2 separate regions of the Homo sapiens genome follow, and region 1 is linked to region 2. A link is a loop called in an ENCODE intact Hi-C map of the cell type or tissue named here. Cell type or tissue: PC-3. All regions are shown on one strand. Links, peaks and the distances in the headings refer to the core of each region. The heading gives the core; the rest is flanking DNA.

What was found. Hi-C counts contacts between places; a loop is a spot of excess contacts. Peaks named below come from ENCODE experiments on the same cell type or tissue, not always from the same donor. Only the 100,000 strongest peaks of a DNase experiment are listed, where the experiment ranks them.
Region 1: a loop joins it to region 2, with 7 times the contacts of the local background. A loop is called at or near these places in 21 of 110 quality-filtered maps.

What each region holds. Positions count from the first base shown.
Region 1 is chr5:96,685,177-96,690,978 of GRCh38, reverse strand. All of the region lies in intron 2 of CAST (calpastatin), which reads right to left. Among named protein-coding and RNA genes, the nearest start is that of CAST, 26 kb to the right of the region's middle. In PC-3, for the core only: a CTCF peak has its summit at 2,925; a DNase peak (open chromatin) is centred at 2,948; H3K4me3 peaks cover 528 bases; H3K27ac peaks cover 441 bases.
Region 2 is chr5:96,342,471-96,348,272 of GRCh38, reverse strand. All of the region lies in intron 3 of LOC101929710 (a long non-coding RNA gene), which reads right to left. It overlaps LOC107986365 (a long non-coding RNA gene), which reads right to left. Exons shown (of 2, transcript XR_001742457.1): 2 at 3,924-4,758. It also overlaps a transcript of CAST not described here. Among named protein-coding and RNA genes, the nearest start is that of PCSK1, 88 kb to the left of the region's middle. In PC-3, for the core only: a CTCF peak has its summit at 3,332 (motif pointing left); a DNase peak (open chromatin) is centred at 3,412; H3K27ac peaks cover 458 bases.

The sequences.
Region 1 (5,802 bases), core at 227-5,226, 340 kb before region 2:
ACAACACATTTCTTAGACTTCTTGAAATGTATTTTTCAAGATAAAAACTCTCATTAAAATATGTAAGTTTTGACATATTTGTTAAGAATCTACTCCATAACTTAGTAGTTGTCCTATAAAATGGCAAGAAGTCTTGTGTTTCTACATGAAAATACATGCTTTATTTGAAAACAGTGTCAAGAAAAAGATTGTCTTTCAAAAGTGTAGACAGATTCTCCAACACTAGCAATTATAAAACTCTGACTCTTATTTACAAATGTTCTTTTAACACCATAGTTTAAGTGGTGACCAAATAAGTACAAATTGCTTTTATTACCAAAAGAAGTATAAATGTGTGCTACTGCAAGTGCAAAGCAGTAAATACAATATGCTGGCTCTAAAAAACACTAAGTCATAATGAATAAGCCTTACCATTAACTCATAATATTACATAGAAATTCACATACTGAGGCCAGGTGCAGTGGTTTATGCCTGTAATCCTAGCACTTTGGCAGGCAGAGGCAGGCGGATCACCTGAGGTCAGGAGTTCGAGACCAGCCTGGCCAACATAGTGAAACCCCATCTCTACTAAAAATAAAAATTAGCTGGGTGTAATGGCGCATGTCTGTAACCCCAGCTACTTGGGAGGCTGAGGTAGGAGAATCGCCTGAACCTGGGAGATGGAGGTTGCAGTGAGCCAAGATCACACCATTGCATTCCAGCCTGGGCAACAGAGCAAGACCCCATCTCAAAAAAAAATAGATAAATAAATAAATTCACATACTGAATGAAATGTCCCATGTTCTAGGCCCTTAATAACACCCACTATGGTGAGCACACTCCAGTGAGTTGCTTGTTGTTGTTGTTCTTTTTTCTGATTACTCAGTTTCCGTGTGTCATCTCAAGTGGAACCCCTCAAGGTAGTCCAGCTCAAGTCTTTTTAGTCCTGAGGTTGCTGCACTGACCAGGAGTCAGGACAATGCTACTATTCTAGGGCTCTGCCTCTGCTTCCCTCAGAGCCTCATCTCCTACCTACAAAGGGAAAATAGCTATACCTACATCATGGGAATTGGAATGACTGAACTTGCTATATAATCTTGAATGAAAAGAGGGCATCACACAAGGAAGAAAGAGGGAAATGAAGAAGTAGAAAAGTGAATAACAAAAAAATGACAATAGAAGTAAGAAAGTCTATGGAGTTGGCCTCCATCTATAAGGTAGACTTCATAATATAAGTAATTTTATGATGAGTATCGGATACTAGTTAAAAGCACAGACTCTGGAAAGTGATTTCAATTCTGGGTTCTATTATTAAATAACTGTGTGGCCTTAGATGGGTTATTTAATCAAGCTGTGCCTCAATTTCCTTATCAGGAGAATGGGGTTGCCATAAGGCGCATGTGTGTGCTCATGTGTGCACACATGTATTTGCATGTGTATATAATGCCTATTTATGTGTTAGCTATTTTCATCAAATGATCTCTGGTGCTCTACTACCTTTACAGAATCTACAGAAAAAAAATGCTTACGGTATTCTCTTCCTTTCCTGCCAAACTAGTTCTCACAAGGGCATTAATAGTGAATATATTACCTAGAAATACCTACAGTTTAAAAGAAGATGCAGAAAAAGGCAATGAAAGATTAAGGAAATTGTTAATGGTAGAATTTCAGACATCAGCAAGCCACCTAGGAAAATACTATAACATAGTGCCTCCTAAATATATCTACTTGATAAGATTGTCCCTACAAGGGTGGGGATAGTGTGTGCATATAAACCTCTTTAAATTGTATGTAACATTTTGGAGAGTATTTTTTGTATTCGTACATGTGTGTAGCTTTCAGAGAAAAGATCACAGTTTCATCAGATTCCAAAGAGAATATGAACTAAAAATATTTCAGTATTCTTGCCCTCCAAGTTGTCTTTGTTCTTATTTTCTGTCTGTATTTAAGAGGTGCTTTTCTACTCAAACACGTGTGTGTGCCCCCACCCCTACACACAAGCACACAAAACATACACTCATATACACACACACAGCAGCAGCAGCCTTGCTCTGAAAGTATCTCTTAGGGGCCCCAAAGTAAAAAATCTCAAATACACAGCACTTCTCTCTTTAAGGTCTAAGCAGATACATGCATGGGTACTTTTCTGGTCATTGGTAAAACACTCTTATCTTACTCTTTTATTATCTATGCTGCTTATTGTTCTTTTTCTTCTGGTTTAATAAATACACTTAAGATTAAAAAAAGTAGGAAGAAGAAATAATAATTACTTAAAATCCTGTCATCCAAGACAACTAATTTCAGTTTTTTCCTATTTTTATACAAATACAAAAATATGCACATGATAACATATTATAAGTATGTTATATGAATAGAATTGTAATCTTACATTTAGAAAGATTTTTACCTAATATAAGCATTTTTGCCTGTCATTAAATGTTTTTCAAAACACAGTATTAAAAATGCCTTCGTCAGTATATCAGCGCTATGATTTTACTTAACTTCCATACAGGTGTTTCCTTCTTAGTTTGTTGTTATTATAAATAAAGCTATGATAAATATCGTTGGATATAAGTAAGTCATCATGTACACCTCTGATTATATACTTGGAATACATTCTTAGAATTGGGATTTCTGGGTCAAAAAGGCTTTTCTTATTTATGACGCAGTCACTTGTTCCACATTTCTAATTTGTTTTAATTAAAGGAAAAGTTTAATCATATTTCTAACATTTTCAAAATTGTTGGTGAGTTTTTATTATTCAAAGAAAATTTATATATAAAGTCAAGACCAAACATTTTCTCAAAACACACACACATCCTAACATGTACTCATTCAGAAAGAAAAAATCAACAATGTGTGATCACTGCTGAGCCAAGAAATATATTTTTCCATAATTTTTTAACACTGTACCACAGCAAGGAATTACCTACTTTTAACCACTGGGTGTCCCCTGAACTATATGGTTAACATGCAGGCAGATAGCACCATATCACGTTTAACAAATGTCTAACCTTTCTTATTGGCGCTGGTAGTAAGAACCCTCATTATCTTTTAAATTCGCCAGTCATTCAGCTTTCAATTTCACTAGTGAAATAAGTATATTGTATCAGATTTTACTGAGTCTACTTGCTGTATTAAGAAAGTACACAGGAAAAAAAGTGACAAAATTATATTCAGAGAAGCAATTTTTATCTTAAGTACTAAGTGAAACCAAAAATGGGATGTTATTATAAGATTGTTTTAGCTCTCAGTTTCCTATAAATAGTTTTCTTCAAAATTGTAGATTTCAGATTTTAGAATGATATATTTCTAGAATGGTACTAAAGTCCAAAAATTCTGGTCCTTAAGCTTGAATTAGATCATTTAGGAATGAGAGGCTTGATGTGCAAAAGAGAGAGCCCAAAAATACCAACTTTAATGTGAATAACAAACTAGGAGGTCTAGAATCGTAATGATTAAGACAAACAAATTTTTAGAATTCACTTGTTAGTTCTTTCCAAACAACATCTTTCTTATTTGATGTTTCTTAATTAATAAATGAATTCATTTATCAATAAACAACTGGCAGAGAACAGTACCAAACAATCCAAGACATCTATAACATGTGAAGTGTCTCAGTCACACTGACAAAGATTCTCTCCTTGACTAAATTCTAATCAGGCTCCTCTGAGCTCTTTTTCAATTAGGCCTCATTGTTGGACTTCCACGTTCATCTCTGCACTACCCACTCATAGCAAGAATACTGACAGGCTACTTTAGTCAGAATCCTCCATTCTTGCTATCCGATCAAGTCCCCTCATCCTCCACCATCCGCCAGGTGAGATCTGATCACCCGCTGGCCTTAAGCAAGAATCCTATAGGTCACTTTTCCCAGAATCCGCCTTATCCCTGATGTTTCCTTTTAATTTTCCATCCAACGATCCCTGGCCCTGCTCCTAGCTAAAAATCCCCACTTTTCTTCATTATATTTGGAGCTAAATACTACCAAGGCCTTGAATAACTATAATAGAATGCAATATTTGAGAATGATGTACATGGAATTAGATTGTTAAAATTAAGGTTGGCTATGGAGTCAACTCTTGGAAAAACCAGCCACCCCTATAATTTCTCCCCTCTTACTGCAAAATTCCCTTGCAGTGGTCCCTACACCTATAGCAATGGTCTGGAATGAAGTCTGCCTTACTATTGTTTAACAAGTAACATGAATATTTTTTTCCTTACAGAACTTATCTCTTTTTGTGTAAGTAAACACTGACTTCATTTTTCATTGCTTTATCTGCTGTTCTTTACATAAATCTACATACATTGGAAGAAGAATCTACCATGCAGAATCTCCACATACTCAGCACCCTCTCAATCATAATCACAGTACAATGGAAACCTTCTATTACTCCACAAAAACAGCTTGGAAGAGAACTGATACTATCCCAGTCTCCAATCAGGACCTTGCCTCAGCCCCCATCCCTCTGGAAATATCAGCATTTCAGCCCTACTGACCCTCCACTTCTTCCTGCACCCCCCACACTGATGACAGGGAGCACCCAGCTTCCTCTACCTCTTTGCTTGCTGCTTCTTTGACTTGAGTTATCCTTCCCACTTTCTACATGTAGGCATTTATCAACACTTGATTTTAGTTTCTCTCTCTTCTCTCTCTACACTCTTTTCTTCAATAATTTTAACCAGGAATTTTGGTAGTGAGGGTTAGAGGCAGAGATGGAATTGGAGCTTGAGCAGTTTCAAAGGAATTGCTTTAAAACAGTTTATGATGAAGATTGAGCTAATATGTAGTCTAAAGAGGAGTCATGAAATAAAGAGTGAAAAAAAAAAGGAATAATCAAAAGATCTAAAGGACAAGGTCCTGGGAGAAGTGGGAAGAAATAGTATCAGTAACTGATCCCTCCAACCAAAGCCTCCCACAAGGTCCACTGACTCTGAAACTGCAGCTCTCTTAGTGTGCTCTACTGTATTCCCACAATATGGCAGAGTGAGTTGGTCAGGGGGGAAAAGGAGAGGTCATTTGAAAAAGAAAAAAAAATGAAAGAAAAAAGAAATAAAGAAATCAATGTTTATGTGTGCTACGCACCATGCTATGCACTCCACAAGAATTATTTCAGTGTTACTCAAAATGTGCTCAAAAGACCACTGGCATAAGAGAAGAATCACCTGGAGTGATTGGCAAAAATACTGATTCCTTGGGCCCACCTTAGATCTAAATCAGTCTCTGGAGATGGAGCCTAGGAGTCTGAATTTCTCATACCATCCCCAGGTGATTCTTAGGCACAAAAAGAGTTGATAATCACTGCATTATCTCATGCCATATCCTGAAAAATGAGAAACAGAGAGTTTTAAATTTGTTTTGGTACTAATACAATGCTCTACACATTTACTAAGCATTCTGTAATAATGATACTTGAAAATAAAAGACTATGATGTAAATTTGCCATGAGATTTTGCTCTCACAAATGAACTATTTTTATAATGTACAAGCCATTATGTATTTTGTTATGTGGAAAAATAATATTGACATTACGATAAGAATCATACATATTCAGTCCTTAGATAAGACAGATATCTTGCTATGGGTATGATTTCAGGTTATTGTCCCTTTTGAACCAGTCATCCCATTATTTTTGAGAAGCTAAGAAAGTCTGAAGAATAAAAAAAGTTAACTTTAAACATGTTATTTCTGGAATAATATTTAATCCATCTGTCCATGAGGTTTCTAGTGCTTATGATCTGTGCTGAAGTGAACTGAACATCCATTCAATTCCGTCAATATTTTGTTAGTATTTTACTCTGATTCCACAAGCAATAAAATAT
Region 2 (5,802 bases), core at 554-5,553:
TCCATCATCCTATTTCTTCCCTTCCTTCTTCTGTTACCTTTCTTTACTTGGCTTTATTTACTTTCCTCCAACTCTTACTCTAAATCTGGCTCCTGGGCCCACCATGCCACTGATACTGCCCTTGACAAGGTCATCATTGACCTCCATGATACTACATCCGATGAATGCATTTGAACTTTTCAGCTTACTTAATGACTCAGCATCTGCCAATTCAATGAAATAATCCTTTACTTAAAACATTGTCTGGCATCATCTTTTGAAACTCGATTTCTGTCTTATTTGTAGGCAATACTTTCTCTATTAATCATTAACTATTGGGGTTTGGGGGTTTTGTAGGGAGGGCTCTCTCTGAACTACTGTGTTCTTCTCACTTCACCCTCTCTCCACATCATCCACCCTGATGGCTTCATAGTAGACACGGTTAGTGGCTGCACAGCTCTCTTCAAATCATCTTTACCAGTCTCTGTGCCTCTTCCCTGGTTTTAGTTCACTTTTGCTCCCAATGACCCTTCAGAGGATTTCCTGTGGGGTTTAGAACTGGTCTTATTCCATTGCTGGGATGACTCTTAGGAACTTGGTGTGGGATGATAAGGCTGACTCACATTAAATGAGGTGGAGGTACCAGAGTAGTCTTGCCAGAGTTCTAAGGAAGAGATTCAAAAGCCCAAGATGCAGGTATGCCAAAATGGTTCTGTATAATAACTGAGGACCCGCCAGTGATGAAGGAGAGAAAAAAACCAAGGTCTGATTTACAGATAGACCAGCTTGGTATGCTAGTACAAACAAAAATAGACTGCTGCTGCATGACAGAGGTCCCAGCTTTGAACAGGAGTGCACCTGGTCATCCACTTTGTGTGAAGAGAGTGGCTTGAAGGAAGGATAAGCACGGACTTCTGAGCAGTGCAGAATGGATCATTTGGAATTGAACTATTTGGATTGGAAGATTGGGAACAAAGAGATCTGGAGTAGAAACAGGTTCATGGACCCATAGGAATGGGCAAACTGTGTATCATGCATTAATGTCCATTAGGGAGTATTCACTGTAGAAGAGGCTCTACAAAACTAGATGGACAGGATGACTTGACTGGTAAATGTCAGGTAGCCCTGGCCACACCAGGGCTGGCACACTGGGCCTCCTCAAAGAATAGTCACGGATATTCAAATGGAGGCTCTGCGTGAGCCCAGTGGAAGGGTCTCCCTCCCACCAATGCTGATCTAGTTACTGCCACTGCTGAAACCCGTCTGAAAGATGCCCAGTATGCTATCTCTCAAGAAGACACCATTTAGTTGCAAATAATTCCTTTTCTACCTTGAAAAGAGAAGTGATTTGTCTTATCCAGGAATAGCATATTTTCTGGGTATAGGTTTGCCTTTCTGCCCGCAGTGCCTCAATTCACACCTACTATTCAAAGACTCACAGAGTACTTGATTTACTGACATGGAATCCTGAATAATATTGCATCAGACCAGGAAGCCAACTTATGACAGATGGGGGTCACAGAACAGGTGCGTGAGTATGGAACCCACCAATTCCCACATACTGTATAGCCCAGATATTGCTATTTTGATAGAGATTGGAACAGTTTCTTAAAGTCACAACTGAGGTGCCAGCTTACAGACGATACATTATGAGGTTTGGGTGTTGCTTTAGGATGTAGTATATACCTTCTACCAATGGTCATTATGTGGTACTGTGTATCCAGTGGTAGAATATACGAATCCAGGAGTCAAGGGGTAGAACTAGAAAGAGTCTGTTCACTTCATTCCTACTGACTCACTTGTTATTTGGGAAATTTGTGCTCCTAGAAACTGGACCTAAGACAGGCTTCAATTACAATCTCTACAGTGACAAAAGCCAAATCCATTATCTGATCCACAACTTTCTTATAAGCTCAAAATCTGAATATCTAACCACCTGCCTGATATTCAAATTAGATGCCTCACAGGTACTTGCAAGCTAATATGTCCGAAACAGCAGTCACGATCTCTGCCTTCCTGCAGAATATCATTATAAGTGAATAGTACTGCCATCTACTCAGGAGCTCAAGCCCGAAATCTGGAGTCTTCTTCAAAATTTTTTATTCCTTTATCTACCATAGCCAATCAACCATCATGTTTTAGCAATTTTATTCTTCTAAATGTCACTCATATTTTGCAATCGGAGGATGTTAGCCTACTGGCACCACCCAAATGCAAACTCCATCATTTCTCAATTGGATCATTGTGACAGCCTTTATGGTGGCAACCTCTAAAATGGTCCCCAGTGATCCCTGCCTTCTGATGTTCACACTGTTGTGTAATCCTCCCTACTTTTGCTTCCAATAAATAGAATACAGTAAACATGATGGGATGTCACTTTTACATGGGTTACAAAAACACCCTGACTTTCATCTTTCTCTCAGTCTCTCACTTTCTCACCTGTGTGGAAACAAGCTGTGTCATCTGGGTCACTCTGCCCTATGGAGATATGACAAGGAACTGAGGGAAGCCTCCAGCAACAGCCAGCAGGGAACTGAAGTCCCTAGTCCAACAGTCCCTGAGGAACTGAATCCCACCCATAGCCACATGAGCAAATGTGGATTCTCCCTCAGTTAAGCCTTCAGATGGGAGAGCAGCTCTGGCTGACATCTCAATTACAGCTTCATGAGACCCTGAGCCAGTGATACCCAGCTAAGGAACTGTACACCCAAAAAAGTGAATTTTACTGTAATAATTTTTAATTATGGGAATAATATAGTGTTTCTTAAGAGATACTGTAGCATGCATTTGCACTGAGTTAGACGTAGAAAGTGAAAGGACAGATCAAAGACAGAGCAATTATAATGGAGCCCAATGCTAAGTCGAAAGCTCAGAATAAGCTCAGAATCAAGATACAATCTCTCCAACCACAAATCTCCTGTTTCTGGTAGATTTGTATCAGTAAAATAGTGTATCATCCAACACATGTATTAAGCAAGCATAGATTAGGGACTCTTCAAAAAAGAGTAGGTTAGGTTAAGACTCTTCAAAAAAGAGTAGATTAGGTTAAGAAGCTCTTTTGGGAAGAGAAAAATTAGCGTATATCTGGAGGTCACTGAAGTTTGCTGAAACCATTGGGGCCAGTGAGACTGGTAAGACTCCTTGTTAGATATCATCTCCCATGACAATAACAGACTGATTAAATATAAAAGGGAGATCTCAAAATTCTAAACTGGAAAAGAAAGCGATGTGCAAAATACAAATTGAATTTCATTTCCATATCTACCCTCATACACATAAGCACATCAAGCCAGAGTAGAGCAGCAGAAGGGAACAAGGCAAGACTTCGACCAAATCATCTGTGTTCAAATGCTGACCCCTTGTGTCTACAAGTCATTATATCACGGTATTCTGTACTTAACCATGTGGTTTTTCAGCTCTATTTGTGTAAGCAATAATGAAAGAACCAATGCAAACAAATTTGAAATATAATTCAGCCTGGGGAATTGTACTTGGCACAGAAAATGTGTTGGCTCTGCTTCCATTCACCTCTGCCTACCTGCCATCCACCTGGTAGGTATTAGTCACTTGTTCCATTTCTCCCAAGAAGAAATACAATCATCAGATGCAAATTAAGCCAGCATATCCCCCACAAACTTAAGCAAAAATAAATGAAGACTAAAGGAAAAGTAGAGTATGTTTAATTTCTCACTAGGTCAAGGTCTGATTGTGAGAATAGTCTGATTGTGAGAATATTTACTCAGCCTGCTACCTGATTCGCATTCCTTTGAATCTGAATTCTTTTCATGGCACATGAGCCACTGCTTGCTTTCATGGTTAAGTTAATGTGTGAATTTGCTTCTCACACAATTTGATTGATGTCTTGCTTGGTCTTGGAGAGGTAATGAGATTACCACTTAAAAAATATAACCATTAGTACATGAGAAAAAAAACCATATTTGGAGAAATTGTCAAATGTTGCATTTACTCATCCATTCATTCCACACATTTGAATATATCCATGGCTATAAGAGAATAATCCTTGATTCCTTCCTCATCCCAATGCCCACTTCCCTCCTATACATACAGACTCATCACTAGAAACTATGTCACTCTTCACTATTGCTTTAGGGCTTGCGGTACTAGCCTTTGATATTGTCCCTTGGCCAGTCTTCCTACACACCCAAAATGTAGATTTGACATAAAGCTGCCAGCCTGACAAAGGCAGGACTATTAGTTCTATCAAGGTCACAAGGGTAAGTGTAAAATTACATTCAAGTAGGGGTTACGATCCAATTCCTTCAGTCATTAATTCATTCAACAATTATGTATTAAACATTGGTTTATCTAGACCCTACGATGAATAAACAAAGATGCTTGCCTTCAAGGAGCTCATCTTCCAGCTGAAGGAGACTGATGGTAAATTTAGAGTTAATTAGTGAATCATATAGTGCAGTAGAGCAGGATAAAGTAGATCAGCAGGAAGAGGTATACAATTTTAAATACAGTGTTTGATCAAATTGAAGACATCAACATTTGTAAATCACACCATTATTTTCTGGACCAGTAAGAAAAATAATGCCAATTAAATTGTGCTGCAATGCCTAAAATGGTAGTTCTGTGGCTTTGAAATGCATTTCATAAATCAGCAGGGATCTGGCAATTTCTTCTGCTTTCAGTTGCAATGCTTAGGAAGTTAAAGGCAATCCTTTGTGTGTTTCTCAGTAGCAAAATGAAACTCAGCTTCTTCTCCTTACAGGTAGCCTCCTTAGGCAAGCCCTGTAAAGCACATAGCTGTTGCTTTCAAAGGCAATGTAGAAATGAAAAAAGAAAAGCATGTTAATATTAACATCATTATTTTCAAACTAAACTCCTCTCAACCCCCTAAAAAGGTAGCAAGCACCTTAATTTCAGAAAATAGAACAGAACTTTAAACTGAAAACATTTAACATCATTTTATTAAAAAATCAATAAGTTGTCCTACTTTCTCATTTTCCTATCTTTGGTTAAAGAATTTATTTTGGCTAGGTGCCAGTATTGTGAGATCCATTTGGAAAATTGCAATCTACAGCTGAGGTCTTTAAATTTTTATCTTGTGTACCCCCTAAAAGAATTTTTAAAATCTGTAAATGTGTTTTTTTTTAGTGAGGTTAAAGATTTTCATCATCATTTTAACAATTGCAAACTATGTATGAGTGCATTGTACATGTTGCTATTTTAAAATAAAACTGTTAATAGCTCTTTTTAAAAATATGAAATTGTGATCATTCTTCTAGAAACAAAATATTTCCTTCAATACCAAATGTAAGCTTCATTGCCCTATTCCCACACCTTTCTTCATACACAATAACTTTTTGTCTCAATGCTCAATTACAGTATCATAATTTTAAAGACATTTTAAATGGCAATGGAATCAACTTATGCGGTACCAAAAATGCACATAACTCAGTGAAGCAATGATACTATGAACAAGTACAACAGGATTCCCGTAGGCTCAGGGCGTTTGTGGCATGATTGTGAAACACATCCCATTTTCAGAGATGTGCAAATGTGGGAAATAAAGAATTGAGGAGATATGGCTGGGTGATCTCAATGAGAAGGAGTCATACGGCTAGCTATGAGGGAAGAACCAATCTATGCTAGCTTGCAAGAAAAAGAGAATTCAATTCAATCTTATGTATGGGACTAGCTGCCTTTCCATTTTATAATTAGGGTCTGTCCTTTGACAAGTCTCCAAATAGACCTGAAATATGGACCTGGCTTAAAGGCAGGTAGGCAGAAGCCAGGCAGCAATGCGTCTTCTAAGGACAGTGGTTCTCCAAGAGTGGCTTCCAGATCAGCAGC